Regions from separate parts of the Homo sapiens genome. Here region 2 is linked to region 1. Evidence: chromatin contacts called from ENCODE Hi-C or POLR2A ChIA-PET data. All regions are on one chromosome and are shown on one strand. Each heading gives the region's core, a stretch centred on a gene start or an enhancer-like site at or near the end of the contact. The rest is flanking DNA. Distances are from core to core; before and after follow the strand shown.

Region 1 (5,078 bases), core at 241-2,740:
CAGAGTTAAACAGCCTGCTTGAGGCCTCTGTGGACTAGAAAAGATGTGCTGACCGCTTCAGCGGCCTGTAGATGAGCCCCAGTACTTGGAGCTGTCTGGAAACTACATGAACCGTCAAAGACTGGAAAGTGGAGACACCCAGGGTTGCTCACCTGGATGCCTGTGTCAGATTCCATTCCTGAGTTCTTAAACACACCCTCTGTTCTCAACCTCCCTCTCCCACCCGCTCCCCACTAGAACTGGCCTTACAACCTTTTTTTCTAGAAAAGGAGACAAACCTTGAGACTTTTATGTGGTCACTCTTAAAGACAGGGTGTGAGTGTCTGTGTAATTGGTGACTATTAGGGAAAGAAAAGCAAGCCATAGCGAGCGCAGAGCCCCGGAAAATGTTTTCTGTGTAGCAGCTTCTATGCCACACAGTGTGGAAGGCAATTATCTTGGAGGGGATTCCACAGCCCTGTGCCGGCTTCCCCGGTGTAAGATTTATTGTCGGCTGGATTGGGTGTTCTTTATAAGACCATTTACTCGGCATCTAAAGCGCTGTCAAGAGTGCTACTTCCTGAATGCTTTTGAGGTTGCAACTGCTAAGCTTCATTTTCCCGTCTTGGAGATATATTTTTGAAATGGTATGCAGGGATTTGTACAGGCCTTGTGCTTCCCATTGACACTGACAGGAGTTGCACTGTTAAACCCCAGCACGCTGCTGCAGAAATTTACCCCCTAATGCCCAGAGCCCTCCTTCAGCTGGGAGTCTGGCCCACACGTGCGCGGAGGGTTCCCGTAGCAGGGGAGAGGGCCCGAGAGTGCCCTTGTTTTGTGTAAGTCCTACCAGCTAATCAGTCTCAAAGTTGACTGTTTTCTTACTGAAACAAAGGATAAGCAAGTACTCTTCTTTTGCTTTTTCTCTTCCGTTTTTTGGATCTTAGGAATGCCAGAAGAAAACTCGAACTGCGAGTCAGCCAAATATACTGTATCGTGAAACCTTAGGGACCACTGAAATGGGAACAGTGGCCCATTACTGCTAAGAAGGTGTTTTATTGAAAATGCGCCGACATGCTCTCCCCGGAGAGTGAGCAAAAGAAGGCAAGATGCCCAACAGTAATACAGGTTGTTCTCTTAGGTGAGCTAAAATATCGAGTTTGGCACTCCCCTGCTGTGAGCGAGGAGGCAATAGAGTAGACGAATGTGCATTTTTACATTAAAAGTGCCATATTTCACTAGGGGTGTCCCCCTTTCTCCCCCCATTTTGTTTAAATGTCTTAATTTATATATTCCAGTTAATAGTTCATTACATGTCCTTTCTCTGTCTGGCTTTAAAAGTTGTCTTTTGAATAAGTTGAAGTAGTCAAAATTTCCTAATCCTGGCAGGCTTGCCAGCAGAGGGCAGGCGTAAAGAAGGTTTTGACATGAGGGTGTGTCAACCTAGGGTCAGAGGAGGGTGGTGTTGCATGGGAGGAAGATGTGTGAGCATTGTTCTGAGGGCAGGATGGGACACGCTCCCTTTGCCTCTTTGCAGGCCTGCTGCACACCACAGATCTCTGGAAAAGCTGACTGTACTAAATAAAGGTGGTCAGTTGCCTTTATCTGATATTCAGCGATTTCTACATAAGTAAACGTTAAAAAAATTAAAATGTAATTTCATTCCCCAAGAGCCGTCTTTTCTTTCCCCTTCAGTGCCCCATTTCTGGTTATGCTTAAAAATCGAGGGTTTGCCTGTGGGTGGGCCAAAAATACTGTCACTCTTCGGGAGGGAAATAACAAATTACACTTGGTGGTGGTGGTGGCAGTGATGTTTTCCCCCCGATATCTGAAGGGTACAGCACTTTGGGACATGCTCTACTGCCCCAAAACATGTACCTTTTCAAGAACTTTGCACACTTCAGTGTAATCTGTTCTAACCCCATGGCAGAAGCAGTCCATTAACAAATTTTACATTATGTTAAAACAGGGGATTATAGTTTCATCATAAATGAGAGAGGGTAATTTATTACTGTCAAATGCAGAGTTAGGAAAGGATGTTGTCATTTTTCTTTTCTGTCATGATTTTGTTTACCTCTGATGCTTATGAATGCTTTTAGAGTAAGGGATTTGTTTTTAGGTTGATGTTTTCCATAGCTCATCATACTTACAAGTCACCTGAATGTTGACATGTCACACTGTGTATATACAAATTAACCAGAAGCAATGGCTTTATAAAATGTTGCATTACATGAAAATGCAAATGGCAATTTGGAAGATGCATTAAGGGGAATTTAAACTCCTATGGAACAGTGAGAACTCAGTGTTTTCCCTTGGCCAAACTTGCAGGCACAGAAGAAAAACAACATAATTAGCTTCATTGTCAACATATGCATAACAGTGACATAAACAATATCAATATGGAGCTAACTGCCTTAGCTCCCTGTAGATGGATGATGTATTAATTTATATTTTTAAGTAAAAGCACTGCTTAAATCAAGACAGAATGGTGGTTCCTTGGAGACAAATCCCCAGATCTCAGGAATGGGGCATTGCTGTTGCAATTTAGTAACTCTAATTGGCTGCCCCATTGCCATTCTTTGGAGAAATACTTAAAGCAGTCCTCCTTCTGGGGAGGCGCGCTTTCCTGAGTAGGCCATCAGGCATGTTACTGGGCTTACATTTTGTATTCCTGTTGCTTTAGCTTTCTCTCTCCGGAATTGGAATCAGTTGGTTGAATCTCTTTAAGTTCTGTCATTTCAGAATATGTCCTGGATACTCCATTAAATTAATTGGAAAGGGGAAAGAAAATGTGTGTTGTGTTAACACAAGTGTTGTTCAGAAGAAGACAGCAAACTTGAATTAAGGTTTTGGCCTCTGATCACACAGTTGATTTTTCACCCCATGCTCGTATCCTTTCTCTAGTTATTTCCAAGCAGCTTCTGGCAAAGCAGGCCTTTCGTTGGAACTGAGGACCACGTGGGCCAGGGACCATTGCTGTATCTGCCTCACCACAGGGCCATTCATCAGTGTATGGAATAATGTCCTGAGGAGACGCTCCTCCTGACTCTTCCTTTAATACATCTTATCTCCATTCTCAGCTCTGAATGGGCAGTAAAACCTTTCACTTTCTTCTGTGTTCAAAGCTAAGGCTCAGCAGAACCAAATATAATACATGATTTTAGTCCCAGGTGTGTTATTTGGTGGTTAGAGTTTGGTGTGGGATCATAGTAATCTGTTCTTAAGTGCACAGCCAGCTGCACAATGGACTCATTTAGCAACTGACAGGTTTCTTAATATGTGGTGTTTGAACAAGAGCTGTATCTGTTGTGGGTGTTAGGATGTGGGCATCAAAAATATTTTTAAAGTATGGTATTTAGCATTTCCTTTACTCTTCCTTAAACGTTGGCTTACCCCTCGATATCCCCTCCCCCCCACCACAGGTATTCATTTTATATTATTATGGCTTTTTTTTTTTATAATTATCCAGTATCTGCTTCCTCTTGGAAGCCTGTAGTATATATTTTTTTTTTATTTTATTTTTTATTTTTTAAGACAGTTTCTTGCTCTGTTGCCTAGGCTGGAGTGCAGTGGTGCGATCACAGCTTGCTGCAGCCTTGAACTTCTGGTCTCCAAGTGATCCTGCCACCTCAGTCTCCCAAGTTGTTGGGACTATAGGCATGCACCATCACACGTGGCTAATTGTGTGTGTGTGTGTGTGTGTGTGTGTGTGTGTATTTTTGGAGACGGAGTCCCACTGTGTTGCCCAGGGTGGTCTCAAACCTCAAAGCAGTCTTCCTGCCTTGGCCTCCCAAAGTGCTGGGATTATGAGTATGAGCCACTGCACCTGGCCATGTTTAATTCTTGGGAGAAATCACTTTGCTTTTCTAAGCCTCAGTTTCCTCCTCTGTACAATGAGGGCTGGAATTTGTGTTCAGATTATGACAACTGCATGAGACTGTTAAAACACCCACAATCCAAAATTTTTTTGTTGGCCTTTCTTATTCAGCTTTTCTAAAATGACCTGGTGCTCACAGTGATTAATAAATGGTTTTAACGAAGTCTTCTGAGTTACTATTGGTTTTAACATTTTATATTATATTCCACTTATGGAAGTTCCAGTTCTTCCTGAATCCCAAATACAGGGCAAGTACACAGGACCACAGGAGTTTAGAATTAACCAAAGTGGCCTGGGCATATGTAGTTTATCCAGGTTTATCACTGATGGGACATTTCCTTGCCCAGAAGTAGTCTCTGAGTCACCATATCATCTGTCTGTCTGGAGACAGGGCGAGATGGGCTCCAGGTGGCTTCTAAGTTAGTATGCCAAGCCATTTCCCTCTCTCTTTTGTCACCTCCCCCTTACCCAAACCATCAGCCTTTAAATGCCACCTCCCCAGTGGGCCTTCCCAGACCCCTCCTCCTAGTGATCTCCTCCTTCTTTGTGGTCCCATGGTGCTTACAGCCACCACCGTGCAATTTAGTAGTTGAGTAAGCACTGCATTGCATCACTCTCTAATTATTTTGTTTAAGGCTTGTCTCCACAGCTGGGTCATGAGCGTCTGTAATGTTGTTTGCTTGTTTATTGTTTGTTTTGATGCACCTGCAGACTATTAGCTGATAAACACTGACCTGCTAAGGAGTTAGTCCACCTTCTGAAAGCATGCATGAGTTTTATGGATGCCTCATGAAGAACTTAGTTTCTAAAATAAAAACACATTGCATATTCAAAGTACATCCCAGTTTTTGTTTATAAACATTAAAACTCAATTTTAATACTTTGGGAAAAAGAAAGTCACTTAGGCGTTTTGAAATGATTCTTTCCACTTTCTCCCTGTACATTGGTTGGAGAGCACTTCCTTTATTTGTATTTCCTGCCGTTGGGGCTCTCTGCCAGCCCCTCCGGAAAGAGCACCTTTTCTCTTTAAGAGTCAGAACTCTACTGATAGTCGGGGGACTTTCTGGCAGATTTAAGGTCCTTCTACCTCGCAAAAGAGCCCTTGGTTCTCTGTTGAATATTCATGAGAGGGTGGGGTCACATTTTGTGACCTGAAAAAATCCCATTAATAAATTTGGTATCTGACACAAAAACACTTTAGGGTGAAGAGCGATCTGCGCTG
Region 2 (4,781 bases), core at 2,267-4,766, 34 kb before region 1:
TAAGATTTTGTTTTTCTTTGATAGTCTGTTTTGTCCTTGCCTCCAAAATTTTGGTGCAAGTTGTAATATAATGAGTTCGTTCGTTTTTGTTATTTCAACTTCAGCTGTGCATAGGTGGCCCTGTGTCCCAGTCTGCCCAGGACAGCCCACTCCATGGCTATTGATTGGTTTTGTTTATTCATAATTCCCACTCTTGAAGGTATCCCCAGGTACAGTGGCTCACACCTGTAATCCCAGCATTTTGAGAGGCTGAGGCAGGCAGATCACTTAAGTCCAGGAGTTAGAGACCAGCCTGGGCAACATGGCAAAACCCCATCTCTGTGAATAATACAAAAATATTAGCCGGGCCCGGTGCCTGTAGTCCCAGCTACTCTGATGGCTGAGGTGGCAGGATTGAATGAGCCCAGGAGGTAGAGGCTACAATGAGCCATGATGGTGCCACCGCATTCCAGCCTGGGAAACAGAGCAAGATCCTAGCTCAAAAAAAAAAAAAAAAAATCCCTATTTGAACCAGGTGCAACTGCAGTGGTGTGCACCATATCTCAGCTACTAAGAAGGCTGAGGCCAGAGGATCTCTTGAGCTCAGGAGTTTGAGGCCAGTCTGGGTAACATAGCAAGACTCTATTTCGATTAAAAAAAAAAAAAAGTGGCCGGGTGCAATGGCTCACGCCTATAACCCCAGCACTTTGAGAAGCCAAGGCGAGCGGATCACAAGGTCAGGTGTTCAAGACCAGCCTGGCCAACAAGGTGAAACCCCATCTTGCAAAAATTAGCTGGGCGTGGTGGCACGCACCTGTAGTCCCAGCTACTCGGGAGGCTGAGGCAGGAGAATCGCTTGAACCTGGAAGGCGGAGGTTGCAGTGAGCCGAGATCACGCCACTGCACTCCAGCCTGGGCGACAGCGAGACTCTGTCTCAAAAAGAAACAAAAAATAAGGAACTCAGTTTGGACTTTAATTATATGATCACTAGTTTAAATGTATCTAAGAATTACAATGCAAATGTGATGCTAATATTTTATATGTAATCATGTCTTTGCCACCACATGCAAAGTGTGATAGATAATGAATGTTTAGTCAGTGCTGAACGTGGGCCAGCTCCTTAGCTACTCTGTAGTATAGGCAGTGTCCTTAAATCATTTAATGGATGAGGAAGATGGAAACAGAGAGATTAACTGACTTGCTACACAGCACAAAGGTAGTAACAGCACCAGGATGGGAAGCCAGGTTTTTTAGAACCACAGATAACCAGTGTGCCGTCAAGAGGTTAATTATTGCCTCTCTTTTTATGTGTGTTTACTCAGCACCTACTGAGTGTCATATTTTCCATAAATAAGTAAATTACGCTATTTTCCATATTATAAGCAAAAAAAAGACAGCTGAAACCAACAAAAATCAGTTCCACTATAAATATCTGGATTTCAATTAAGAGGACTCAGATCTGCATAATTACCCTAAGTATATCTTTATTTGTCTGTGTGTGTGCCTGTGCGTGTGTGTCTCTGTGTGTGTCTGTGTGTGTGGTGGGGACAGAAAGGTGATCAACAACAGCAAAGCAAAGTTATTTCTTATTTTCAAGTCTGAAGTGCTCTTATGAGCGTCCATGCGTTTGGAACATGGACTAGTTTATTATAATCATTGTTGGGGCTAGGAGGTGGAGAGGGACAGGGGAAAAACATACTTGACTGGTCAAAAATGTGTAAATTGCTGACAAAATGACACATGTAATTAAGAGTGCTCCTGCCATTTTACCTTGTGGTTTACACCTCCAGTGTTGAAAAAGAGAGTGACTCCCACCTCGCTAATTACCATTATCACTAAAATGCTAGGGTTGGAGTCATTAGTTCCATGTGCATTTAATTAGAGGAAGGCTGAAATTGGATTTAACTTATTACTTTTTCATGGATCACTTTCTTGTCATCACTTCAAATTGGATTGCAGCCCCAGGTAACTAATTATGAGAGCCACAGGATCAAGAGTGAAAAAAAAGGTAATTAGGAATAACACTGTCGGACCCTTGCTGGTCGTCCACTTGTGCTTCAGGGAAAGAGGGGGAAAAAAAAAGAAAACGCAAGCCATATTTTGTAGTATCACGGATTAAGGAGTTAGGGGCATGTACAGTTGCTAGGCATCATGGGACTCTGTCACCACCCATAGTGGTTTCTGTGATATACAGCTGAGTTGAAGATGTCGAAGCAACGTGGTTCCACAATCAGCTGCTTAATAACTAGATTGAACTTGTAAAAGCAACAGATTGGTTGTAGGTATGAGGCATCTCTACAACTGTGTAGACTGGGGGCCTCACATATATGATTACAACAAAGCTGTCAAGATGCCTCTGAGCCAAAGTAGAGAATATTTTAAGTATAGGGAGTTAGAATTTAATGAACATATTAATGCTCCAGAAACATCATTCATATCTGACAGAAAGATGTATCAGTCAGCACAACAGTCAGGTTTAGGGTTTATATATCAGGACGTTTTGTCAAAGTTTCCAGCGTCCGGTAATGTTCAGGATGTTTACTTTGCTTTGGATTTGCTCCCTCCCACCCCTCCCCAAATGTTGTGGATGGGTTTCCTGAGGTTCCATTTCTCCTTCCATCCCTATTGAAAATTCTTTAAAATAAATTATATTGTTTCCATATGCAGAACAGAATTCAGAACTGCAAGCAATCAATTTTATTGACACCATCTGAAAAAATGTTGATGACAGTTAGAGGATGTGAAAGAATTGGATTTTTAAAGTCCCCAGGACTAAGTGTGGCAAAAGAAAAAAAACTGAAATGTAATCTCATTACTCAAAAGTTCTGTTAGACACTCCTAAGAAGTGATTCTTCTTAACGAAAAAAATAAAAGCAGCAGCAACAGCAGCAGAAGGGCGGCTTCTTCTTGGATAGGCTGTGATCCCACAATGAGGTCTTGCTATCAAGCCTATTGGTTGCCTTGAAGGGAGAAAAGAGCTTCTTGGTTTCCCATGGCAGTGAATCACCCAGCAAAGATGGCTCGAGTTTCCTTAAGTTGTTTAAAATTGGTTTTAGTGTTCTGTTAATGTAAGCAAATAATCATGATTTTAGTCTTGAGTGACTTTCAGGCCTGGGCGAGTCAGGCTTGCTCAGTATTCTCCAGTGCAATGGGAGTATAGACGATGATGCGCCCCGCCAATAGAGACCACTACATCATTATCCCCAAAGTGGTAAAATACTCTTCCTGGAATTTTGAGTCTTTTTCCTGTGTGAATCTTCTGAGCAAAATCTCAGAACCAAAATAGTGATCATCAAGTCTAATGTAGAAAATTAAAGCCTCTCTCTTTTTTTGGGGGGGGAACATCTTAAGTTGATTTAGAATTTTTGTACACAATATTCGTCTGTGGTTGAAAGGGGGCACGCTGAGGTCAAGTGATGTAGTGTTTTCCATTTTTCCATATGAGTCTCACAGTGTGCGATAAAAGCAAACTCCTTTATTTTGTAAGTCTGCAAGAATTTCTGCTGAAGTGCAGAGGTCACGTTCCCTGTCAATTTGAGTAGCCAGCATTTTTTAACTACTGTTTTTTCTTTTGGTGTGTCTTTTCTTCCCTCCCCCCACCTTGCTATAAACCGTGGCACTTTTCTGACACATGCACAGTGAGGTCCTCCAATCTGAAACTCATTAGCACACAGCATTGGACCCTGTCCAGTGGTTAGAAAATTTCCTGGAGCCTAGAATAACAGCATTTGGTGCAATACCATGGACCAGAAGTGACAATGGAGGTAGTCGCACTCCCCTGGCACCCTGCCCGGTCAGGAAAGCCAGCTGACCACACAACACGGTGAGACAGAGGTTGTGCATATAGGATGAGCTCGAAAAGTTTGGTGCTTAGAGAAATACACTTCTAAAATCACAAGGCAATATCTGTTTTCCCTACACTTATTATTTCTATTGGGTCAGAGATGTTTATCAACATTCATTGCAGGAACATGAAAATAAGCAATTAGAGAAAATAGGATGAAGCTCAAGTTCCACAATATAGTATTTTTCACTTCTGTAACTATGGGTTATTTTCAGGACCTATATTTTCATTCATTCATTCATACATGCATGCATTCATTCATTCAAACTTTACTCATTGAACTTCACTATCTTGAGATAATGTGACCAGGCTGCAACCCCCTACCCTGACATTAGAAAAATTAAACAGTTTACCCTAAGTCAGGTTAATTTAAGCCAGGTTTTCAAACAGGAAACTGAGTCCCAGAAAGATAATAGTTATCATATTAAATAGTAAATACTATATAGTACTTTCTAGGAGCCAACTACTGTACAACAACCATATGGGGTAAGTTCTATTATTATTCCCATTTTACAGGGGAGGAAAGTGGAGCATAGAGAAGTTAACTTGTCCAAGGCCATACAGCTGATAAGTGGCAGAGCTGGGATTCTAGCCCACACAATCTGGCTCAAGAGTCTATGCTTTCATCCATTACACTCTACTGCCTCTCCCTGAGCTACCACCTGGGCCCCGCAAACAGGGAAAGCAAAAGGAATGGAATCAGAGTTGCTGATGCTTAATGCTCCTCGCTAACCACCAGACCACACCGTCTCCTAATTTGGACATATGTTGATGGGCATATTTGAAAAATAGTGCTTATAATTGAAATATGCACTTTCTAAAGGGAAATGACGCTTGGGAAAGAGAAGAAAGACGGGTATTACTCAAAGCCTGCAGACAGCTCTGCAAGTAATTGTCTAAAGGCAGCCGTTGAAATTGAGAAGCAGTTTGGAAAATGTACAGTTTGGGAAATTTGTG

The links. A loop is a pair of places that touch in the nucleus more often than their neighbours do. ChIA-PET counts read pairs that join two places held with the same protein, here RNA polymerase II (POLR2A). Pooled maps may share reads with other maps.
Region 2: a map of sigmoid colon shows a loop between it and region 1 (2.1-fold over the local background). The contact joins two enhancer-like sites. A Hi-C loop is called at or near these places in 17 of 168 maps with a recorded cell type or tissue (IMR-90, MCF 10A, PC-3 and 13 more) and 10 of 50 pooled maps. POLR2A ChIA-PET finds 5 or more read pairs at or near these places in 17 of 52 experiments (AG04449, AG04450, BJ and 12 more).

The regions. Positions count from the first base shown.
Region 1 is chr3:71,066,348-71,071,425 of GRCh38, reverse strand. The region is part of intron 7 of FOXP1 (forkhead box P1); the gene reads left to right. Among named protein-coding and RNA genes, the nearest start is that of FOXP1-AS1, 220 kb to the left of the region's middle. Within about 2 kb of position 1,490, at least 6 of the 41 ENCODE cell types and tissues checked have a DNase peak (open chromatin) inside an H3K27ac peak, as active enhancers do; they include sigmoid colon, where a contact is called at or near this core.
Region 2 is chr3:71,102,491-71,107,271 of GRCh38, reverse strand. The region is part of intron 7 of FOXP1 (forkhead box P1); the gene reads left to right. Among named protein-coding and RNA genes, the nearest start is that of FOXP1-AS1, 180 kb to the left of the region's middle. RefSeq lists an enhancer at 1,370-2,867. Within about 2 kb of position 3,516, at least 12 of the 41 ENCODE cell types and tissues checked have a DNase peak (open chromatin) inside an H3K27ac peak, as active enhancers do; they include sigmoid colon, where a contact is called at or near this core.